Regions from separate parts of the Homo sapiens genome. Here all the other regions are linked to region 2. Evidence: chromatin loops called from intact Hi-C (ENCODE). Cell type or tissue: GM12878. All regions are shown on one strand.

Region 1 (8,000 bases), 190 kb before region 2:
TTATTTTTTTTCCATAAGTTATTAGGGCACAAGTGGTATTTGGTTACATGAGTAAGTTCTTTAGTGGTCATTAGTGAGATCCTGGTGCACCCATCGCCCGAGCAGTATATACTGCACCATATATGTTGTCTTTTATCCCTTTTAGCCCCTCTCCCACTCTTCCCCCCAAGTTCCCAAAGTCCATCGTATCATTCTTACGCCTTTGTGTCCTCATAGCTTAGCTCCACATATCAGTGAGAACATACAATGTTTGGTTTTCCATTCCTGCGATACTTTACTTAGAATAATAGTCTCCAATCTCATCCAGGTCATTGCAAATACTGTTAATTCATTCCTTGTTATGGCTGTGTAGTATTCCATTGTATATATATGCCATAGTTTCTTTCTCCACTTGTTGACTGATGGGCATCTGGGTTAGTAACCATTTTGCAATTGTGAATTGTGCTGCTATAAACACATATGTGCAAGTATCTTTTTCAAATCATGACTTCTTTTCCTCTGGGTAGACACCCAGTAGTGGGATTGCTGGATCAAATGGGAGTTCTACTTTTAGTTCTTTAAAAGATCTCCACCCTGTTTTCCATAGCGGCTGCACTAGTTTGCATTCCCCACAGCAGTGTAGAAATGTTCCCTGATAGCTGCATCCATGCCAACATCTACTGTTTTTTGATTTTTTTATTATGGTCATTCTTGCAGGAGTAAGGTGGTATCTCATTGTGGTTTTAATTTGCTTTTCCCTGATCATTAGTGATGTTGAGCATTTTTTCATGTTTGTTGGACATTTTGAGAACTGTCTATTCATGTCCTTAGCCCACTTTTTGATGAGATTGTTCCTATTGCTGCTTTAACATATTTCCACAACATTAGTGCCTTAAAACAACACGCATTTATTATATACAGTCCTAGAGGTCAGAATTCCAAAATCTATATATAAGGCTGCATTTCTTCTTCTTGGAGACTCCAGGGGAGAACCTATTTCTTCACCTTGTTAAGTTTACAAGGTGCTGCACACATTCCCCTGGCCCCTTCCTCCAACTTCAAAACCAGCAGTGTAGTATCTTTTCTCCTCTCTGACCTCTGCCTCTGTTCTTACATCTTCTCCCTATCTTCTGACCCTCTTGCCTGCTCTTATGAGAATCCTATGATTACATTAGTCCACCTGATAACGCAAGATAATCTCCACATCTCAAGACCTTTAGTTTAATCACATCTACAAAATCCTTTTTACTTTGGAAGGTAACATATTTGCAGGTTCCAGGCATTAGGACATAAACATCCTCAGGGCCATTTATTCATTCTACCACAAGAATGAAGAAAAAAAAAAAAAGCAAAAAAAAGAAAAGAAAGAAAGGTGGGGACAGGGAGAGGGGAGGGAGGGAGGGAAGGAAGGTAGAGAGAGAGGGAGGGAGGGAAGGAAGGCAGAGAGGGAGGGAGGGAGGAGGGAAGGAAGGAAGGAAGGAAGGAAGGGAAGGAAAAATGTCTCTCTGCTCCAGTTTTTATTCATGTGTAACCACTGAATTCAACTCTCAATGGGAAGAATAACAAAAAGGTTGAAGCTCTTTAATCTCCTATGCTTTTTAAGTATAAAATTTCAGCTAACGAGGAGTGCATGATGCAAGCCATCTATACTAGAAATGGAGGGAAGGGGTAGCTTCAACCGTGTCAAATACCCAGAGAACATTCTAATGTGTTTAGATCAGTCTGGGGAATCATTTATAAATCATTCTGGTTTTAAACATTTTGAATCTTTCTTAGATATGTATTTTTAAAAGTCTTTCCTCTACCATTTTTCTGTGTCAAAGTCTATGGAAATAACCACTAAGATAAAGAATCATAAAAACTCACTAGCTTATGTTTTCATGTGTTTTATGTATAAGGATATGTTTTAGGTTCTACATAAAGCATATTAAGGTATGCCCAGAAAATAAAATCATGTCCCCCACATTTTGTTGAGAAACAATGATGGTTAGGTTACAGCCAAATTTTTTTGCTCATTACAAGGTCTGAAATACAGCTTTTGATTTCCTTTGTCTGAGTAGAATGTATAACCTTTCTAAATTTATTTTTATTTTCCAACATATTATTTGCCTTGATACTGATGTATGTGGTATACTTATAAAGATAAATCTTTCTTCTTTCCTTTCCTAATTTGTTCAAACCTTTGATGAGAAGAACCAATATTGTAAAGAATGCTGATGGCTTCATAAATATTTTTATCATTGAATTTCAAAAAAGCACATACAATAGTTACATAACTCTTACTCCCATTCATGTGTCATCTTTGGAGTCTATGGTTAATAATAATAACACTAAAAACAATGGATTTAGATTGAGTAGGTACCTGTACATGGGTAAATTCATTGATTCGTTAAATATTTACTACTACCTCAAAGAGAGTAAACAGCCTGGTGGGAGAGACAGGCACAGTGACATGCTGAAGCTGGCTTAAGCTGGGTCTCATTGGCTCCCAAGAGCCAATTCTCTGCATCTCTTCTCAATTCCACTTCATTGACATCAAGTTAGTAGCTTGAAATCAGCCATGGTGAGAGTGAGAGTATTTACACCACAGAAATTGGCAAACACTATAAATTTGGGCTTTTTGTTAGACATTCACCAGGCACCACTGCAATACATAGATGTGGCTAACAATGTGATGTGTTAAGAAACAAGAGAGATAATAAAAGCACCAAGAAGGGGTGCTGAACACAGTTAGAAGGATCAAAAAACCTTCCCTTTTGGGGCTAACCTCCAATATCACCTCCTCTGAGAGGCCTTTCAATACAACCTTCCTGAAAAAATCCTGCTCCCAGGCATGCTGTCATACTACACTGTGCATTTCTTTCAGAAAATCTGCCACAGTTGGTGATTATCTTACTTATTTTTACTTATCTGTCTCCCTTACTGGGATGTAAACTCTTCAATGCAGGTTCTTATCTGCCTTGTCTCCCTGGCTACTAAAAGGCACTCAAAGTATTTTTTTAAAGTTAGTGGTGGAGTAGCAGTAGGGTCTCAAAGGATGAGCAGAATTTGGCTAGGCAAAGAACTAAAGGTAGAACATTCTGAGCAGACAGAAATACAAAGAGTGGTGGCCAGAGAAAGATAGTGTGTGCATAAAACTTACAGTCCAAATTAAGGAGTGGCCTCTACACTGGATCATGTGAGCCACAGGGACTCATGAAGGCCACTGTTCAAACTCCTATTTACCCAGAGATGAGCAAGAGCATGGCTAACTCCAAATTGGCACAGATGTGGTTTTAGGTCAGGAAAGAAGAAAACTAATGAAACATCTCTCTCCTATCTGATTGGTAAATTGAAGTTCTTTTTCCTCAGTAGAAGGGATTTATCCCTAAAAAGCATTGCTGAATCTCCCCAATTCAGAGTGTTCAAAGTGTGAAGCATTTGATAGCATTTAAATTGAAACAAATAAACAAGGCAATGAGGATATGTTGGTTTCCCCCATGTGCATTATTGAAGTCCTTCTGCAAATAATTGTGGTCTCTTGACAATGCTGCATGTATTAGATCATCTGAGAAATGTATTAAAGGGGTTTTCTGTTCAGTGAGGGAGCAGGGTGTTCAGTACCTAAGGAGATAAGCTAATTTGACTACAGGTATTGAGTCTGCATAAAGCATTGAGCCAGTGCCCTCTCCCACTTCTCCAACATGCCACAATCTATTAGATGAGGCGATAGGATCTTCAATGGGATGAAGAAAGGATAAAATGATGGAATGACTAATTCTGCTGGGTGAAATTCAGCAAGGTTTCAGGGGAAGGTAATGTTTGGTTTGGCCTTAGGAGATGAGTAGAACTTGAGCAGGCAAAGTCTCAGTGGAGGGGGCACTTCAACAGGAAGAACATGCTGATCCAAACCACAGAGGCCAGAAGTCAGGGTGTAGATATATTTGAAGGCTCATGGAACTGCCACACATAGATTAACTTACACAACTCTGAGCAGAACAACTGCCAATGTGCTTTTGCAAAACAACATTCTAATTTTACTTCGGTTTTCATAATGGCAAAGTGATTCATTAGTTCCTATTACACATTGCAATTTCAAAATGATAAAACACTGAGAGTCCTTTCTTAATTATGAAAGTTCAAAAAAGGGAACTTAAGCCAAATCTGCTGTTTCCACTCAGCAAATGTGTGGCCACAAGAGGTGCTTGACCCGCCTGCACACAACTCCTATTAAGTCTTGTCCATACAAGCTTAATAATAAGATAATATCTTTGCTTTGTATACACAGTGGAGCCTCATATGCATACCATAATTGACTATGCAGGGTTAGAGAGGCCCCAAGTCAAGTTATGTCACAGCCACGGCATAATCAACTATATTCATTAAAAGCACAATCAGGCCAGGCTCACACCTGTAATCCCCGCACTCTGGGAGGCCAAAGCAAGTGGATCACCTGAGGCCAGCCTGGCCAACTTGGTGAAACCCTATCTCTACTAAAAATACAAAAATTTATGGGGCATGATGGTACTTTTTTGTAATCCCAGCTACTCGAGAGGCTGAGGCATGAGAATTGCTTGAACCCAGGAAGTGGCGGTTGCAGTAAGCTGAGATTGCGCCCCTACGCTCCAACCTGGGTGACAGAGTGAGGCTCCATCTCGATAAATAAATAAAAACAAACAAACAAACAAACAAATAAATAAATAAATAAATAAAAGCACAATTCAGGTAAAACTCACTTGAAGACAACTTAAAATGTGAAAATAACTGATTTCCAAAATGGACATACAAAGGTGATTGTTTTATACTTATTTCACCATTGGTTTCACTTAAATAGTGAGTTTTAAAATGACAATTTATCAAAAGCTATTTTCATCAGAAATATATTTTGTGTGTAAAGAAAAGCACCCCAAGGGCTGCTTGGTGACCAAGAACAGAGACTGATTCTGGCTGGCTTAAGTTAAAACAGAAATTCTTGTATGAATATTATCAGAGAAAGATAGTGTGTGCGTAAAACATAAAGTCCAAATTAAGGAATGGCCTCTAGACCACTAAATAAAAGATAAAGCTGGAAATAGAGCTCAAAAAAATCTGTGCCTCCCCAACCCAGAAAAAGAGGGCAGCTCTTGGAATCCAGATAGAACTGATAGGAAGTGCCTCTTTGATCATTTTTCTGATCTTTTTCACTCAGCTCAAGCTTCAAATTCCCAGGATAAAATGACCAATCTGGAATTATCCAGAGACAATCACACCCCTTCAATTACAGTCCCACGGAAGCTACACAGGTTCGTGGAGAATGGTTTCCTCAAAGGAAATTGGTGCTTTTATCAAAGAGGGTAGAATGGGTTGGGCATAGTGGCTCATGCCAGTAATCCCAGCAATTTGGGAGGCCAAGGTGAAAGTATACCTTGAGGACAGGAATTCCAGACCAGCCTGGGCAACATAACAATATCCTGTCTCTAGAAAAAAAAAAAAAATAGCTGAGCGTGGTGACACAAGCCCATAGTCTTAGCTACTCGGGAGGCTGAGACAAAAGGATCACTTGAGCCCTGGGCAACAGAGCAAGACCCTGTCTAAAAAAGAAAAAAAAAAAAAGAGAGTAAGAAGGTGGAATGAATACCAAGTAGCCAGAAGATGAGGAATAGCCATTCTAACCCCTAACCTGAGGGTGTTCTGCCTGTGATTAGTCCTGACTCACTATACCAGTGTGATACAGTTGAGAATTTTGTCTTTCTCCTTATCCAGCCTTTCCCTGACCCTTTTTGTTCTGAAGAGGTCAGTAGCAACTTCTAGAATCTGTTTGTGGAGGGAATTTTAAAATACATACCTGTTGGTTAGTCGGTGTTTCCATGTGATACTTTTTACATACTCAACAATTTACTTATCCCTCCATATATAGCAATATGAGTGTTATCTAACCACTAGGAATTTTTCTCCATGAAGTCTATAGTCACATGCTAGTGAGATAATTTAAATATGTCCACAGAATACAGAATATTTTTCAAATAAGTTTTTAAAAGCTTAAAAGGAAAAAGACTAATTAAAAAAAGGCTTTAGGTCTTTCGTACCAAACATTCTATTAAGCAGATATTTTTTGTGTAAGTTACTTAATTACACAGTTGAGCACTGTGTAAACACATCTCAACTCTCTATATCAACTTATGTAGCTGTTAAATAAAAAACCTATAGTATGTACAATATGTTGCATTTTTCCATAGGAAAAAAATGAGTTCTGTCAACATGTCCAGCCAAGCTAAAGTAGAATGACTTCAGCTACAAATATCTAGAAATGCTGAGTAAAACAGGATAAAAAAGAATTTGTTTTTAAATGCCCAGCTAAGCTCATGAGAAATAATGAAGAATTCCAAGAATACGGAAATGACCAGGTTCCAGAAAGGCAGAGGATGTCCAAATGGATGCAGCAGTGGCCTTGGGGTGGGAAAAGCAGAGGGGCTCAGATGATGCTGGGAAATAGGCCCTCCCATCTACACTAGGACAAGATACAAGAGTGGGCCATGCAAAGAGGACAGTGGCGGCTGAGACCTCTAGATCAAGCTAGAGTCCTACAGCGCTACAACCTCAGTATAAAGGAACTGGACAAAGTCCACCTACCCACCAGGGAAACAGCAAAGAGGCTTGCCTCAGCCCTAAGAGCAGGGTGGGAAAGGAAAGTTTCCCACGAGAAAATGAAGCCCCATGGCCATGCCAATCCTAGGCTTGGAAGCTGAATTTGCACTTTCCTTGTGATATGGGATTTCCCCAGTTTGAGACTGACATAGATGTTGCTCCTGAGCTGGTTGCCCAGGGCTCCTTGAAGAAGAAAATCCAAAACATCTCTAGAAGGATATTCCACAGGAATTACCACAGGGATTACCACAGAGGAAAAAAATTTGCTAAAGATCGGGTTATAATTTTTTTTTAATTATATAGTATATGAGGTAAAGATCCAACATGAGTGAGGATCCAAAGCTCTCTCAGAATCCAAAGGTCTCTGCCATAGAAAAGCAGATATCATTTCCAAATTATTTTATTTATTTTATTTTTATTATATTTTTAGAGATGGAGTCTCACTCTGCCACCCAGGGCTGGAAGTACAGTGGTGTGACCATAGCCCACTTCAGCCTTGACTTCCTGAGCCCAAGAGATCGTCCCACCTCATCTCCCAAGTAGCTGAGAGTACAGGTACATGCCACCATGTCCAGTTTCAAATAATTTTATATTATCTGGAAGCTAGTATGAAAGAAATATTAAAATGACTAAAGAGATTAAAGAAGGAATAAAATTCATAATGAAAGAATAAGACATTATGACAAAAGAACACACACAATTTTTAAAAGAACCAAATGGAAATCTGCAAATAAAAGATAAAACCTGAAAAATTAATGGATTGGTTAAATAACAGACTGGACTCTGATGAAGAGAAAATTAGCTAACTGGAAGAAAAATCCTGGCATATTACTTTGAATGTAGCATGGAGAGACTTTTTTAAATGTAAAAAAACATAAAAGGTGGAAAGTAAGCAAGATGAAAGATGGTGTGCATAGGAGCCAAGAGAAAACTTCCCTTTAGAAGTTTTACTGAAAAATCAACTAGAAAAAGGCATATTATTTATTTTATTTTATTTATTTATTTGCCTGCTAGACAAATTCTAAAAGAGCTTTAACATTGCCAAAAGGCAGGTTAATAGGAGAAAGGCATACAAGTGTATTAGCATGTACAGGAGACATACAGAGATCTGAAAAGCAAGATGCTTGATGCTTTTATACCATCTTGAAGTTACAGAAATAACAGGGGCTCAGAGAATGGCCCAAAACACGTTTTGATGGTAAATCAGGTTATGATGGCAAGACCAGGTTATGGGAGGAATAGAGAGGAAGCCTGGCTAGTAAAGGTGGTCTCCTTATGTAGAGGAAACCTCACAGGTGGCAGCCCTCAGAGAGAATAGGTAGTAAGTGTTTCTTTAGGCCCTTAACGGTGTCAAACTCTCAGTTAATTTTTCCTAAATTGGACAAGGGAGAGCCTCAGAGAAAGCCTGGCTTTGTCAA
Region 2 (8,000 bases):
ACATTGTCTAAATACATCATTTCAAGTTATGTGATTCTATGAGGCCTCTGTGCCTTTCCTTGACTTTCAGTGTTTTACAACTCTTTAAGTTGTGGATAATTGGTAGTGACACAAACAGTTCTTTGTCCATAAACATGCAAGTCAATTTTGTTCTCTGAAAATACACCATTGGTTTTCCTCCCCCACTGTGGAATGAGACAGTTTTGCATCTATTTGTAAATTTATTGCAACGTCGTTTGCTGGTTCTTTAAATTTTCCTTTGAACTAGTTGTAACATCTTACTAGTTCTTTCATTAATTAATGATTTAAATAAAATCTCTAATGTGTATTGATTTTATATTTGAGATTTGTGATTCTATTCTATTTTGGAAATTATAAAACCCAGAGAACAGTACAAAATTGTTCTTTACTTTCCTCATTGAAGAATCCATGGAGTCCACCTCAGGCGGTCAAAGAACCCCTCCTGTCTGGTCTCTACCTTGTTCTCTCCTCACTTCCACTCCTAAAGTCTTCTCAGTCTTTTTAGCCATTTACCCTTATGTCAGAGGTATTTCAACCAGTATAACTCCATCTTGAATAGGAGGTGGGTAAAATGAGGCTGAGACCTACTGGGCTGCATTCCCAGACAGTTAAGGCATTCTTAAGTCACAGGATGAGATAGCAGGTCAGCACAATATACAGGGTATAAAGACCTTGCTGATAAAAACAGGTTGCAGTAAAGAAGCTGGCAAAACCCACCAAAACCAAGAGGGAGAGAGACCTCAAAACCCACCAAAACCAAGAGAGAGGCCTCTGGTTGTCCTCACTGCTACACTCCCACCAGCGCATGACAGTTTACAATGACAGTTTACAAATGCCATGGCAACTTCAGGAAGTTACCCTATGTGGTCTAAAATAGGTTATGGAGAAATACCAATGGTGTATTTACAGAAAACAAAATTTACTTGCATGTCTATGGACAAAGAACTGTTTGTATCACTACTGGTTATCTACATGCCTATATGGCATGAATAATCCACCCCTTGTTTAGCATATCATCAAGAAATAACCATAAAAATGGGCAACCAGCAGCCCTCGAGGCTGCTCTATGGAGTAGCCATTCTTTATTCCTTTACTTTCCTAATAAACTTGCTTTCACTTAACTCTATGGACTCACCCTGAATTCTTTCTTGCACGAGATCCAAGAACCTTCTCTTGGGGTACAGGTCGGGACCCCTTTCCTGTAACACTTAGGGCAGATTCTTAGGCAGCCAATTCTATCTGAAAGGAGAAGAGGAGAATATTTTAATTCTTTTGTTCCCTCAGCATATTACAGCTACAAAAATTAAATAAATCTTCCCAGTGCTAGTATTCGTGATCCATCAGTCCAAAATTCGAGTGTGTTATGCTATTTCCAGTAGTCAAAGATCCCTTCGGTGAAAGGGGAGGAAGAGCAGTTAAAACTCTATTCTGCCACTCTGTATTGCCTTTCATCTTTTATTAAAATGACAGGTTGCTAATTTGTCCTTCCATTAATGAGAATGTTTTTTGTTTGTTTGTTTGTTTTGAGACAGGGTCTCGCTCTGTTGCCCAGGCTGGAGTGCAGTGGTGCGAACTAATGAGGATGTTTTTAACTGATCCCCACTCTTTCATCTCATCTATTTTATGGCTTGAAATGAGTTCAGGTCATTAATTGAGCATTTACTATAGGGTAGGCATTGTTTTATTTGCTGGGAATTCATAGACCTCAAAGAGCTCACAGTTTGAAAGGGTCACTTTCACATAAATGAGTATTTATAATACAATGTAGCCATGCAGCACATAATAAACCTGTACATTTTCAGGACAACTGTTCTGCAGGAGACGTCCAGCCTGTGGCTAGTTAACGCAACTAAAGTTTCAGCAAAGCACTCAAGCGTAAGGTCCTTAAAGTTTTTCTCATTAAGTTTTTGTTTTTTTGTTTTTGTTTTTGAGATGGAGTCTCGCTCTGTCGCCCAGGCTGGAGTGCAGTGGTGCCATCAGGGCTCACTGCAAGCTCCGCCTCCCAGGTTCACGCCATTCTCCTGCCTCAGCCTCCCGAGTAGCTGGGACTACAGGCGCCCGCCACCACGCCCGGCTAATTTTTTTATATTTTTAGTAGAGACGGGGTTTCACCGTGTGTTAGCCAGGAGTCATTAAGTTTTAATAAGTCCAACCATCTCCAGACCAGAACCCCTCTGAATATGAAATAGGAGAAGTGAGATATCTCACACAGTAGCTATCAAGTTACTACTCACAAGCCAGAAAATGTCAGGGCTTACTTTGGCTTTCAAGTTCACAGTTCCATGAAATACAGAGTTAGGAAGGCTATCTTGATGAGCATTCTTCATTGGACCTCTCTGCCTTTGGACTTTTCTCTGCCTTGGACATTCGGGGAGCTGTTCTGCTTGGGGGTGCCTTTGTTAAGTGAAATGGGCAATTCATTTCCCTGACCACCAAGAGACATCCAGAATTTGTCATGTTTTATGAGTAATTTTGAAAGTGCTTACTAGACCTCCCTCCCTTTTCAACTGCTCAGGCTCAGTAAGCTTTTAAACTTTCTATTTCGTTACAGTACAAACAACTCTACAAGCAGGCCTCCTGCTTCTCCCCTCAGGCTATGCAGAATTATTCATACTCAAGGTCTAAAGAGGAACATCAGCACGAAGGAAAAACAGACTAAAGAGTGAAAACAAATTAGCAATCCAAACAGCTCTCTCCCAGCCTGTCACTGGAAGGCCTTTGGTGTCTCATTCCAGAGTCAAGGGGTTTTCTGAGTTGAAGATTAAAGGATACATTTTCAGGGCTCAGAGAACAGACAATCTGTGAAATGCATATTCACCCAAGGCAGCCAGAACAAGGTGCGCATATGAAGAACCGGGATGGGCCTTCACCCCAAACCAGATGAGCCTTGTATGGATAGTCGGTATTTTGCACCCACTGGGCTCGAGTCTTTCATATTTTATTCATGCTTGGGTAAGGAAAAAAAGAAAGAAGAAAGAAAGAAAGAAAGAAAAAGAAAGAAAGAAAGAAAGAAAGAGAAAAAGAAAGAAAGAAAGAAAGAAAGAAAGAAAGAAAGAAAGAAAGAAAGAAAGAAAGAAAGAAAGAAAGAAAGAAAGGCCATTAAGCTCTCTTTGGGAATGTGGGAAATCTTATCTTAGTTATTCTCAACCAGGGTGATTTTGCCCCACAAAGAAACATGTGGCAAGTGTCTGAAGATATTTTTGATGGTCAAAACTGGCACTGGGAGGTGTTGCTGGCATGTAGTGGGTAAATAAGAAGGAGAAGGCTGAGCACCCTGTGAGGCACATGATGACCCCCACAACTAAGATTTATCTGTTCCAAGATGTAGTTAGTGCAAAGGTTGAGAATCTCTGCCTTAAAATGTAAAGCAGTAAAAACAGAACGTTAAGAAAGCTCCTCCCTCTCTCATGTGTATATTTGTGTATGTCTCTGTTTCCATCTCTCTCTCTCACACACACACACACACACAAACACACTGCCGGCTTCATAGGGGTGAAACCTATGCACATGAGCAGGGTCCCATACTCAGAACAGTTCCTGTACTTGATGTAATCCTCTGCTTCACTATCTTGAAATTCTCAATAATTTTGCATGAGAGGCCCCATATTTTCCTTTTGCCCTGGGCCCTGCACATTACGTATCTGGCCCTGCATGCAAATGCCTGTGCAAGAGACACTCAGCATTTCATGCAGTAGAACCATATGTTCTCCACTACCCTCTTTTTTCTCCCCTAACATTCCACTTTATTATAGTAGTGCATGCTTTCATTCTGTTTTTGAAACCTCTCTTTGGGTTATGGCAGAGCCAACGCTGGAAAATAGACGTGTGTCATGGATTCTGAAGCGTCTGCATATTTTCTTCTTGCCCATCAAACTCTCTAGAAAATCCATACAGGGCACCAAGTGGCAGTCAGCAGATCGTGCGACATAAAAATTTTCTCAAAGACGCTGGAAAGAAGCTGCAGAGGCTTTTCTTTCCTGCAAGGGCAGCAGGGCTCTGCTCTGATCGTCCTTGCAGAGATGACAAAAATGATCCAGGACAAGAATCTTAATATCTGTAATCTAATAAAATCTACTTTCATGTCCATCCTCTTCTTGCCAGTCCTTTTTCATTCAATGTTCTGGATTGTTCACAAACCTATGAATAAGCTTAAAACCTATTAAAAACCTGCAAGGCAGGAACCATCACTTTGCTTCTTGTTAATCACTTTTAATCTACTACCACAAGTCAATCAGCAACAATTTACTGAGCAATTGTGAAGGGATGGAAGACCCTATCTGCAAACAATCTTGTTCACTTTTACAAATGGATCCCTTAAAATGTCCTGTTACTGGAAGGATGCGGACCTCTCAGGGCTCTAGAAGAAGCACCTAAGTGGATTATCTATGAGGCCTACATGAAAAACCAAACAAGAGCAACAATAAATTTGTTTTTTGAATACTGTGCAGTATGACAAACCCTGCCTAAGAGATCCGGGTCTGCATACACGTGTCTCTACTGCCATCTTCTGACGAGCCATCCAGCACAGCCATCCATTAGCGTCTGCCACTTGGGAATCCCTCTGAGCACTTTAGAATTGAACTTACAAAGTAAATGGGCTTTGAAAACAATATTAAAGCACAAATCATAGTCGCTGCCACACTAGTAAACAGTTGAGAACATCAATAATAATTTTTAAGTTTGCAGGCAATTCAACTTAAAACAGTACACATGGAGCAGAATTCCTCACTGTAGTCTGTGAGCAGACAGCCTTGACTGAACAGTGGGACTCTTCAGGGACCCAGGCAAGGACTATGGGAAAGTCCAAGGGAAGAGTCAACAGGCTGTGATCCTAACAGCTCAAATTCTTTTGGAATTTTTGTTTGTCTGTTCCTATGAGGGGAAAAAAGACCAAAGCTCTGAGTCTGCTTTTCTGGGTAAAGTAGAAATACAGCCAATGTTCCTACTTAGGCATCACCTGAGACATGCCTAGTTCTCCTTTCCCTTTTGTTCCTAAAAGCACAGACCAGATTGGCAATAATAACAATGATGGTGATAATGTGGATTCCTCAAGGGTAGAAACCTCATTCTATTCACTGCTGCATTCCCATGACTAGAACAGCAATTCATAGTAGACATTCCAAAGATACGTTTCTTGCAGAGACATGGATGAAGCTGGAAACCATCATTCTCAGCAAACTAACACAAGAACAGAAAACCAAACACTGCATGTTATCACTCATAAGTGGGAGTTGAACAATGAGAACACACGGACACAGGGCAGAGGGCATCGCACACCGGGGCCTGTCGGGGAGTGTGGGGGCTAGGGGAGGGATAGCATTAGAAGAAATACCTAATGTAGATGACGGGTTGATGGGTGCAGCAAACCACCATGGCACATGTATACTTATGTAACAAACCTGCACGTTCTGCACATGCATCCCAGAACTTACAGTAAAAAAAAAAAAAAAAAAAAAAGATACATTCTTAACAAAGGGGCAGTCATAGCTATCATTGACTGATGATGTATTTTATGCTAAATCCTTTACAGTTCTTATCTAATTTAACATCTATAGTAACCTATGAAGCATGTCTTATTATCCATGTGTTGGGTTTTTTTTGTTTTTTGTTGTTGGTGGTGGTGTTTTTTTTTTGTTTTTTGTTGTTGGTGGTGTTGTTTTTTTTTGTTTTTTGTTGTTGGTGGTGTTTTTTTTTGTTTTTTGTTGTTGTTGGTGTTGTTTTTTGTTTTTTGTTGTTGGTGGTGTTGTTTGTTTTTTGTTGGTGGTGTTGTTTGTTTTTTTTTGTTTTTTGTTGTTGGTGATGTTGTTTGTTTTTTTTTGTTTTTTGTTGTTGGTGGTGGTGTTTTTTTTTGTTTTTTGTTGGTGGTGTTGTTTGTTTTTGTTTTTTGTTGGTGGTGTTGCTTGTTTTTTTTTGTTTTTTTTGTTGTTGGTGGTGTTGTTTTTTGTTTTTTGGTGTTTTTTTTTTTTTTTTTTGAGACAGGTCTCCGTCTATCACTCAGGCTGGAGTGCAGTAGCGCAGTCATGGCTCACCGCACCCTCGACCTCCCAGGCCCAAGCAATCCTGCCATCTCAGCCTCCTGAGTAGCTGGAACCACAGGCACATGCCACCACACTCAGTTATTTTTTAAATTTTTTGTAGAGATGAGGTCTCACTGTGGTGCTCTGGCTGGTCTCGAACTCCTGGGCTCAATTGATCCTTCCGCCTCAGCTTTCCAAAACACTGGGATTGCAAGCATGAGCCACATTGCTGACCTCCATGTGTTTTTGATGGAGAGTGAATCACCAGACTTGGCAGATGGCCAGACTGGCCAGAGAGGAATGAATTTATGTTGAGTTGAATAAGCTATAGCCCATGAAGAGGTGGCTACATAAAAATAATAATAAACCTCCATTATTGAGAAATTACTATACACCAGGACGGTGCTTAGCATGATCTTATTTACTCCTAGGAAAAGCTTGATGAAATAAATCTTACTTGGTGTCAGGCCTCTGAGCCCAAGCCAAGCCATCGCATCCCCTGTGACTTGCACGTATATACGCCCAGATGGCCTGAAGTAACTGAAGAATCACAAAAGAAGTGAATATGCCCTGCCTCACCTTAACTGATGACATTCCACCACAAAAGAAGTGTAAATGGCCGGTCCTTGCCTTAACTGATGACATTACCTTGTGAAAGTCCTTTTCCTGGCTCATCCTGGCTCAAAAAGCACCCCCACTGAGCACCTTGTGACCCCCACTCCTGCCTGCCAGAGAACAAACCCACTTTGACTGTAATTTTCCTTTACCTACCCAAATCCTATAAAACGGCCCCACCATTATCTCCCTTCACTGACTCTCTTTTTGGACTCAGCCCGCCTGCACCCAGGTGAAATAAACAGCCATGTTGCTCACACAAAGCCTGTTTGGTGGTCTCTTCACACAGACGTGCACGAAATCTGGTGCCGTGACTCGGATCGGGGGACCTCCCTTGGGAGATCATTCACCTGTACTCCTGTTCTTTGCTCCATGACAAAGATCCACCTATGACCTCAGGTCCTCAGACCGACCAGCCCAAGGAATATCTCACCAATTTTAAATCAGGTAAGCGGCCTCTTCTTACTCTCTTCTCCAACCTCTCTCACTGTCCCTCAACCACTTTCTCCTTCCCACTCTTCAATCTCTCCCTTCTCTTAATTTCAATTCCTTTCATTTTCTGGGAGAGACAAAGGAGACACGGACACGTTTTATCCGTGGACCAAAAACTCCGGCGCCGGTCACAGACTAGGAAGGCAGCCTTCCCTTGGTGTTTAATCATTGCAGAGAAGCCTCTCTGATTATACACTCATGTTTCAAGGGTGTCAGACCACGCAAGGACGCCTGCCTTGGTCCTTCACCCTTAGCGGCAAGTCCTGCTTTTCTGGGGAAGGGGCAAGTACCCCAACCCCTTCTCTCCTTGTCTCTACCCCTTCTCTGCTTTTCTGGGAGAGGGGCAAGTACCCCTCAACCCCTTCTCCTTCACCCTTAGCGGCAAGTCCCGCTTTTCTATGGGGCAAGAACCCCCAATCCCTTATTTCCACACCCCAACCTCTTATCTCTGTGCCCCAATCCCTTATTTCCGTGCCCCAACCTTGTATCTCTGTGCCCCAATCCTGTTTCCGCGCCCCAACCTCTTATGTCTCCGCGCCCCAATCCCTTATTTCTGCACCCCGACCTCTTATCTCTGTGCCCCAACCCCTTTTCCCACTTTTCTGGAAGGTAAGAACCCCCGAACCCCTTCCCACCATTTCTCTACTCTCTCTTTTCTCTAGGCTTGCTTCCTTCACTATGGGCAACCTTCCACCCTCCATTCCTCCTTCTACTCCCTTGGCCTCTGTTCTCAAAAACTTAAAACCTCTTCAACTCACACCTGACCTAAAACCTAAATGCCTTATTTTCTTCTGCAATGCCGCTTGACCCCAGTACAAACTCGACAGTAGTTCCAAATAGCCAGAAACTGGCACT
Region 3 (8,000 bases), 110 kb before region 2:
ACTTTATACCTCTTCTCCTGTGCTCTGGGCAACACAGGACCTGCTTATTCATTTAACTAGAATTCAAACTTCCGTCATAACCCTTAGTGATACTTTCAGTAGAACAGAAAGCCCTGCATGAATACAACTGCATAGGAAAATTTAACATATAATAAAGTCAGCACCTCAAATTAGTGGGAAAAAGATGAACATTTAAGTGAGTAGTATTAGGACAACTATTAACAGATAGATAGCTATACTTTAAAAGGAGGAAATGGATCCATTTCTCACACCATAAAACAAGATAAATTCCAAGTGTATCAGGAATGTAATAAAATGAAACCATACAAATACTACATGAAACATGAGTGAATTGCTTTATTACATGACACTTGGAAAAATGTTCCTAATCATGACTCAAAATCCAGAAGTAAAAAGAGAAAGGACTGATACAATTGACGATGTAAAAAATAAAATAAAGTTAGAAACCTTTATATGTGAAAAGTGTCATAAGTAATGTAAAAAGGGGACAAATGACAAACTGGGGAAAATATGTGCCACTTACGTCACCCAAAGCGATTATTCTTCACATAAACAGAGCTTTTAGAATTTGAGAAGAAAAGACCGATAACACTCTATTGTAAAACGAAACTAAGAAACAATTGATAAGCAAATTCAAGTGACCTACAAAAAGCTCAACAGTGCTAATAGTAAGAGAAGTATAATTTTACACTTCTCTGAGATTCTAGTTCTCAATTATCACTGGATGGGAAAAATCCAAAAGTTTGATCACATAAACAGTTGACCAGACTGTGGGGAAGCAAGCACTTTTGCTCTGCTGGTGGGAATGCAAAATTTCACCTCTCTTCCAGAGGAAGATTTGCTGATACCTTGCTAGATATTTACTCAGCGACACCATGTTGAGTAATCTATTCAAAAGATACATTGGCAAAACTATAAGAAGATGCACAAGGCCATGCATTGCAACACCATTAATAATAATAAAGAACTTGGAAGCAATCCAAATATCCATAATGGAGAATGGATTCAATAAAGAATAAATCAGGATACAGCCATACAATGGAGTACAAGCCTGCTACAAAAAAGAAATGAGAATTATCTCTATATTACCATGGAGTCATCTTCAGACAAGTCCTTAAATTTTTTAAAGGCAGGGAAGGCTTAACATATACAGTTCTTTAAATGGTTATCTATGATGAAAGAAGGAATTATATAGAAGGAGCAGGGCCAGGCACAGTGGCTCATGCCTATAATCCCAGCACTTTGGGAGGCCGAAGTGGGTAAAACAAGTGAGGTCAGGAGTTCAAGACCAGCCTGGCCAACATGGGGAGACCCCTTTTTTTGTATTTTTTTAGTAGACAAGGAGTTTCCCATCTGGGCGTGCTGGTGCATGCCTGTAATCCCAGCTACTCGGGAGGCTGGGGCACAAGAATCGCTTGAACCCAGGAGAAGGAGGTTGCAGTGACCTGAGATCATGCCACTGTACTCCAGCCTGGGTGACAGAGTGAGGGAAAAAAAAAAAAAAGAAGGGACAGGGTCAAAGCAATACTTCTATGAATATACCTTGTTTTGTATATTTGAATTTGGTACAGTGTAAATACTTTGCATAATTATAAAACAAAATTAAACATAACAAAATCAGATACTTAACAATTGAGAGCAAAATTAGTCAAGTAAATACAACTGTGTATCAGATGGATGGCAAAACCACATAGAGGAACTATTCCAAATGACTTTGAAACATTGTAAACTGACTATAAATTTCTATTGAGATATACTCTGTGGACAAAAAGAACTGCAAATAAATCTTAAAATTATCAAATCACTGCAGCTAGTGGTAGGTATTGTTATTCTGAGACTGTCGTGTGCATTGTGAGATTAAGCAAATAAGTAATTGTCTTGGTGCCATCAGAAACCAGGATTTTTGTCATGAGAGAAAGGAAATACAAACGTAAGATGCAGAAGATTGAGTTAAAAGTCCTATTCTATATTTGAATATATATAAATTCATGATGTATTTTATTTAAAAATATATATATATTTCCTACCTCTATCCTCTGAAAAGATCAACCTAAGAGCAATGAGGAGTCTTAATTCTCATATTGCTGTTTCTAGTCATCATTTCCAAATCAAAGCAATCATGCACCTGTAATCCCAGCACTTTAGGAGGCCGAGGTGGGTGGATCACCCTCCTCGAGGTCAGGAGTTCAAGACCAGCCTGACCAACATGGTGAAACCCCCATCTCTACTAAAAATACAAAAATTAGCGGGCGTGGTGGTGCGCACCTGTAATCCCAGCTACTCAGGAGGCTGAGGCAGGAGAATCTCTTGAACCTGGGAGGTGGAGGTTGCAGTGAGCCAAGATCTTGCCACTGCACTCCAACCTGAGTGACAGAGCGAGACTCTGTCTCAAAAAAAAAAAAAAAAAAAAAAGGAAAAGAAAAAAAGAAAAAGAAAAAATGGCTGATTCCAAGTCTGAGAAAGGAAAAGTAGAGGATGAGCCTAGAACATTTTGTCATACTAGACAACGAGGAGGCTCTCAGAGATTACTGAGATTGCTCAAAAGATTCAAAAGACAACTTGAATAGGTTGCCACTGGCCAAAGATAAACTAATTCGACACTTCAGAACACTCACTTCCATTCTTTGAAATCTGTGCTTCCTAGGTGGCTATCTTCAGACTTTGCATTTGAACACTTTAAACTAGATTTTGACCCTTTTGATTATTTTAGGATGACATTTTGGTGACCCAGATGGGACCCAAAGCAAGCCGCCAGTGATCCCCACCATTTCACCAACAACAGTCAGGGCACTGGTATTAGCATGAATGACTTTTGTTCACTCGACCTCACTAGAGCCAGGAGGAGTCTCTGGTGAGGTTCCTCTTCAAGTTCAAATCTCCCTGATTTTTGTTGATATTCAGACCTTATTCAAGCCACCTAATTCCACGCTCAATAGAGCTGGAATTAAAGCTCTGCTTTTCAGGTAAGGTTTTGGGTTTTGTTCTCTAGAGATTCTGCTCTTTGCAGGTTTTGTTTTGTTTATTTTGTGTTTTGTTTTGTTTTTATAGACAGAGTCTTGCTTTTTTTTATAGACAGAGTCTTGCTCTGTTGCACAGGCTGGAGTGCAGTGGTGCACTCATGGCTCACCGCAGCCTCAAACTCCTAGGCTCAAAGAATCCTCCCACCTCATCCTCAGGAGAAGCTGGGACTGTAGGTGCAGGGCCACCATGCCTGGCTAACTTACTTTCTGTAGAGACAGGGTCTCATTATGTTGCCCAGGCTCATCTCCAATACTTAGCCTCAAGTGATCCTCTCAAAGTGCTGGGATTACAGGCATGAGCTACTGTGCCTGTCCTATAGATTTAGGTTAACAGTTGTTTGTTGAACTATGCATTAGAGTTTGTGCAGCCTTTGCTCTCATTCGCACTATGGTCAGGAAAGGAAACCATTTCTCTCTCTGAAAAGAGGAAGTGAATTTTTTTGTGGTTTAAGCAAAGTTTGTAATTAAAAAAAAAAAAAACTGGCTAAACTTGGAAGCTGGGTTCATTTGACATATCTAAAGTCCCTTCTGAGTGGCCAAAGCCAGGGAAAAGCTTTTAATCAGAATGAAGATAAATCCTGAAGATAAGGGACACTATTCTTCCTGGACAAAATGTACCTTAGGCAACTAGGTTCCTGTGGGAGTGTTTGAGCTCATTGCTTGTGATGTGCAATGGTCCCATAGGCAATCCTCAAAGAAGAACACAGGGGGAATCTTGCTTAACCCAGGGGGCCCCATGAAAGGCTGCTCTCCCTGTGCCTTAAGCACCCAGGACTCATGGGTTTTGCCAAGATGTGTAAGAGGGGAGAAGCAACTCGTAGGTGACACCTTGAGGAGTAATCCTCATTGGGCAGCACACCACATCCAAAACATCTTTCACTTTCAGCTTAAAAAGAACTTAATTTATGGGCAGTTATCTATGTAAAACCACATCTTCCTTCTGAAAGGAGAGATCAACCTATGGAAACTCCAGTTGGATTCCTAGGCAATACTTATGGGGCCACCTCCTGTCAATATCTAGAGAAATAGTCTTAACCCGTGAAGACACCAAACTACAATGGCCAAAATGAGATACTTTTGAAATACCTAAATTAGTTTATTTACACACACAACTAGAAAAACAGCTCTAAAATTAAACAATAATTGGGAGAGTTACTTCCAATGGTACTTAGACCTTTTCAAGAGAGGCTCTGACAAAGTTCTTTCCCTATAGGAAGAAGACATAAAGCTCTCCAAAACCACTTCTGAATTAAAGACAACTGCTTTAATATGCAACAAATGTTAGGCTGTGGTGAGCTCAGGTAATTGAGACTCCAGAAGCAAGTAGAACCGATGTATTGAACAGGCGAACTTCTAGGGGATTAAGGATATAGATGACTGTTAAAGGTCAGCATCCCCCTAATTCTGTCCTTCACATTACAATCTCTAGGTCCAATCATCTAAACCCTGTCACTCTTCTACCTCTGGCTTCAGATGAGAGGGCACAAGATTGCAAAATCTTAACCAACCGCTTCTCTCTCCCAGACAGACCTCCAGGAGACTCCCCTTCCTAGCACTGATGTTGTTTGGTTTACAGATGGATCTAACTTAAAGGATGAATCTGGGACTTATTGTGCAGGTTATGCTATAGTATCTTTAATGGGAGAAATAGAAAGTGATTGCCTTCCAGGAGCCACATTCACTCAACAAGCAGAACTGGTAGCATTAATCAGGGCCTGTCAACTGGCAAAAGGAATAACTGCTAATATTCATGCAAGCAGCAGATCTGCTTTTGGAGTTGCTCATGATTTTGGAATGCTATGGAAACAAAGAAGGTTTTTAACCACTTCTGACCAGTCTGTAAAAATTGGACACCTTATTTCACAATTGCTAGAAGGCTTATTATTATACCAAGATCACTGCCCATTATTAAAATCCCAGATCACCCCAAATCAGATACTCCAGAAAGCAAAGGAAATCAGCTAGCTGATAAGGCAGCAAAAAGAGCTGCACTAAATGCATCTAAACAAGAAAAGTAACCTATATTAACTTTTAAAGAAGCACCTGAATTTGACAAAAAATGAGCTAAGTACAGAGCTCCAGAAGCTGAACAGGAAAATTGGAAGACGAAAAGGAGAACATACTCTCCCAAAGATGAGGTGTGGTGTGGGCCAAATAATTTACCTATGCTTCCTGCTGAATTACAGTCGTCATTTTTAACCTATAGACGTGATTCAACTCATTGGAGCCTTGATGAAATGGTTGCTTGGGGAAAACAATACTTTCAAAAACCATCTCTGATTATAGCTCACAAGGTATACAATCACTGCCATGTATCTGCTCAAAATATAATCTAGGGAAACCTTTACACAGTTCCCGAGGACATTTGCCTTTAACTGAAGGCCCCTATGAAGTACGACAATTAGATTCTATTCAGCTGCCACCACTGCAAGGATACCATTATGTTCTAGTGATTATTTGCATGTTTTCTCATTGATTAGAAGTCTATCCATGTAGAAGAGTGACTGACTGACTGCCTTAGCAGTAAGTAAAATTCTTTCAGGAAAGATTATTCTGACTTGGGGAGCTCCCTTAAAACTCCACAGTGACAGAGGTACTCATTTTACCAGACAGAAAATTCAGTCAGTATGTAAAAGTTGGCCTCTCCTCCAACACTTTCATTGTGCGTGTCATCCCCAATCATTTAGATTGGTGGAGCATACAAATTGAATAATTAAGATTCAATTGGCAAAAATAACAGAAGTTTTAAAGATTCCATGGCCAAAGTCTCTTCCATTGGTTTTTCTTAACCTAAGATCAGTCTCATTTAGAAAATGTCAGTTGTTGCTATAACTGGCAAACCTATGAATCTGTCCCCATGGAATTGTAACTCCTTAATTGTAAAGGGAGACATGTTCCCTTATTGTTATTACCTTATGAAACAATTAACTAAAAATTATAATCTAGTAAAAGATTATTAGAGACCTCTCAGGAAATGAAGAATTAAAGACTCACAGTCTTTAACCAGGGAATTTTGTTTATTGGAAATGACATATTTTAAAAGACTGTTTCTGACCGAAGTAGAAGGGCCCTTCCAAAGTGTCCCTTACTAAACCTCGTGCTGTTAAATGAGAAAAAATAGACTCCTAGATCCATGTTTCTCATCAAAAAAGGCTGTATCTCCTGAGTGGAATGTTTCCCCGGAAGATGACTCTCAGCTCAAGTTAATGCCAGGTCGAAAAGAAGATGATATCTGATGTAGACAGCTAAAACCCAAGGCTTCAGACCAGGTCTATATCTGAACAAATGCTTAATATTAACATTCGTTAATAAATAGATGATGAAGATTTTCCTTTACAAGCTCCCACTAAACTTCTTTTTATTCTTAGTTCTCATGTCTTGGTTCTGCTATCACCAGCTGTTGCCCTTGAAGCAAACTTCTCTTTGCAAAGTGCCCAAGACTATGCTAAAAGCTTTCAAAAATATCCTTGTTGAGTATGTGGTCTCATGCCCTTTCTAGTAGTTTTGGCCAATTATGATGGGTATCTCCCAGGAAAAGATTGGATAGAATATCAGAAATATATCTGTGTTTCTCAAAAATAGTCATCGATGTTTGACACTAGTAGGACTAAGGATAATGTACATCACTGGCCTATTAATAATACTTTACGGAATAAAGATCATAGTAAGAGCTTCTCGGTAAAAGAAACTAGTCCATTAGCTTTCATGCTGGTACTGTCCCTCCTGAGAGATGAAACAACCAGACTGCCCCAATTGAGAGTTGAGACAAGTCAATTTTAGAATGATACAACACAAATTTGGGATGGTTTTATCTGGCTTGCCCCCTTCTTTGGCCAGCTCAGTCAGCTTGTCACCTTATTTTTGGAACAGAGAAATTATACCAAACATACCTGTCCCAATAGCACTAGAGACAGAGTACTGATTGGCATGCCACCTAATGGGCACAACCACCAGGTATTCATTGGTTAGTTCCAAATGGAACATCTGGGCTTTGTGGCACTAACTTATGGTCACAGTTACCCCCAAGATGGTTAGGCGACATTCCTCGGGATATGCTTGGGCACAGGGTTGAGTAGTTCATACTCTGCTAAAACCTGCCAATTTTCCTCATTCGCAATCTCATTGGGTTTGTTCTATGTTTCACGGGTATGACCATTTATTAGCGTTCATCTTCATACTACAGCTGGGTATTGAGGATGTCATTTGGTGTGTAGAGGCCCTAACAATGATACATAAAGGCCCTAAATGATAGCCATATGGGTATTTCATTATTAAACAATGAAGTTACTCTTGTGAGAAAGGCTGTATTACAGAACTGTATGGCTTTAGACACACTTGCTGCAGCCCAAGGGGGAGCTTGTGCTAACGTAGAAACTGAGTGTTGTGTCCAAATCCCTGATGAATCAGGTAACATCACTAAATTAATGGCTGATATGAAAACCCAAATAACTGACTTTTCAGATCAAAGGCCCTTTCCAAATGATTGCCTAAGCAGCTGCTTCAGATCTGAGAAACTTGGTGGCAAAACTTGTTACTTATTCTAGTAATTATAATTATTTGTGGTGTTTGGTCCTGTTTTTGTCTACACTGCTGTTACTGCATTTGTTTGCAATTGAACCAATGCACAACTGAAAAGTCTGGAATAATGGTCGCTCAAAGAATTTCTTTGATTGAAGAGGCAGTCATGCAGCCTGAATCAGGTTTCAGGACCATTTCTCTCGTGTTTGCTTTATAATTCAGCTTTGGTCCTTTCCAACTTTCCCCCTCATGGGACATGACTTCCTAGGAATGAGCCTTCCTAGCAATGTGGGATTTTGACCTACATACATGACCTAAATACATGATTCTTCTGCAATGCTTTCTCCAAAAGATTTTAAAGAAATGGGTGAAATTGAAATGAAAATAAATTTTAGGACCCTCTGAATTTATTATGCCAAGGGGAAGTTAAGCCCTGGAGAC

What was found. A loop is a pair of places that touch in the nucleus more often than their neighbours do. Peaks named below come from ENCODE experiments on the same cell type or tissue, not always from the same donor. Only the 100,000 strongest peaks of a DNase experiment are listed, where the experiment ranks them.
Region 1: it touches region 2 in a loop (3-fold over the local background); 7 of 110 quality-filtered maps call a loop at or near these places.
Region 3: it touches region 2 in a loop (4-fold over the local background); 10 of 110 quality-filtered maps call a loop at or near these places.

The regions. Positions count from the first base shown.
Region 1 is chr2:215,724,793-215,732,792 of GRCh38, forward strand. All of the region lies in intron 5 of LINC00607 (long intergenic non-protein coding RNA 607), which reads right to left. It also overlaps the pseudogene LOC124906139. Among named protein-coding and RNA genes, the nearest start is that of LINC01614, 11 kb to the left of the region's middle. In GM12878, no CTCF peak of the experiment used is centred here; DNase peaks (open chromatin) are centred at 3,519 and 4,029.
Region 2 is chr2:215,915,804-215,923,803 of GRCh38, forward strand. No RefSeq gene overlaps it. Among named protein-coding and RNA genes, the nearest start is that of LINC00607, 76 kb to the left of the region's middle. RefSeq lists enhancers at 6,118-6,757, 6,758-7,398. In GM12878, a CTCF peak has its summit at 4,527 (motif pointing left); DNase peaks (open chromatin) are centred at 2,408 and 4,491; H3K4me3 peaks cover 622 bases; H3K27ac peaks cover 1,024 bases.
Region 3 is chr2:215,808,346-215,816,345 of GRCh38, forward strand. The region is part of intron 1 of LINC00607 (long intergenic non-protein coding RNA 607); the gene reads right to left. Among named protein-coding and RNA genes, the nearest start is that of LINC00607, 31 kb to the right of the region's middle. In GM12878, no CTCF peak of the experiment used is centred here; a DNase peak (open chromatin) is centred at 3,426; H3K4me3 peaks cover 1,419 bases; H3K27ac peaks cover 1,240 bases.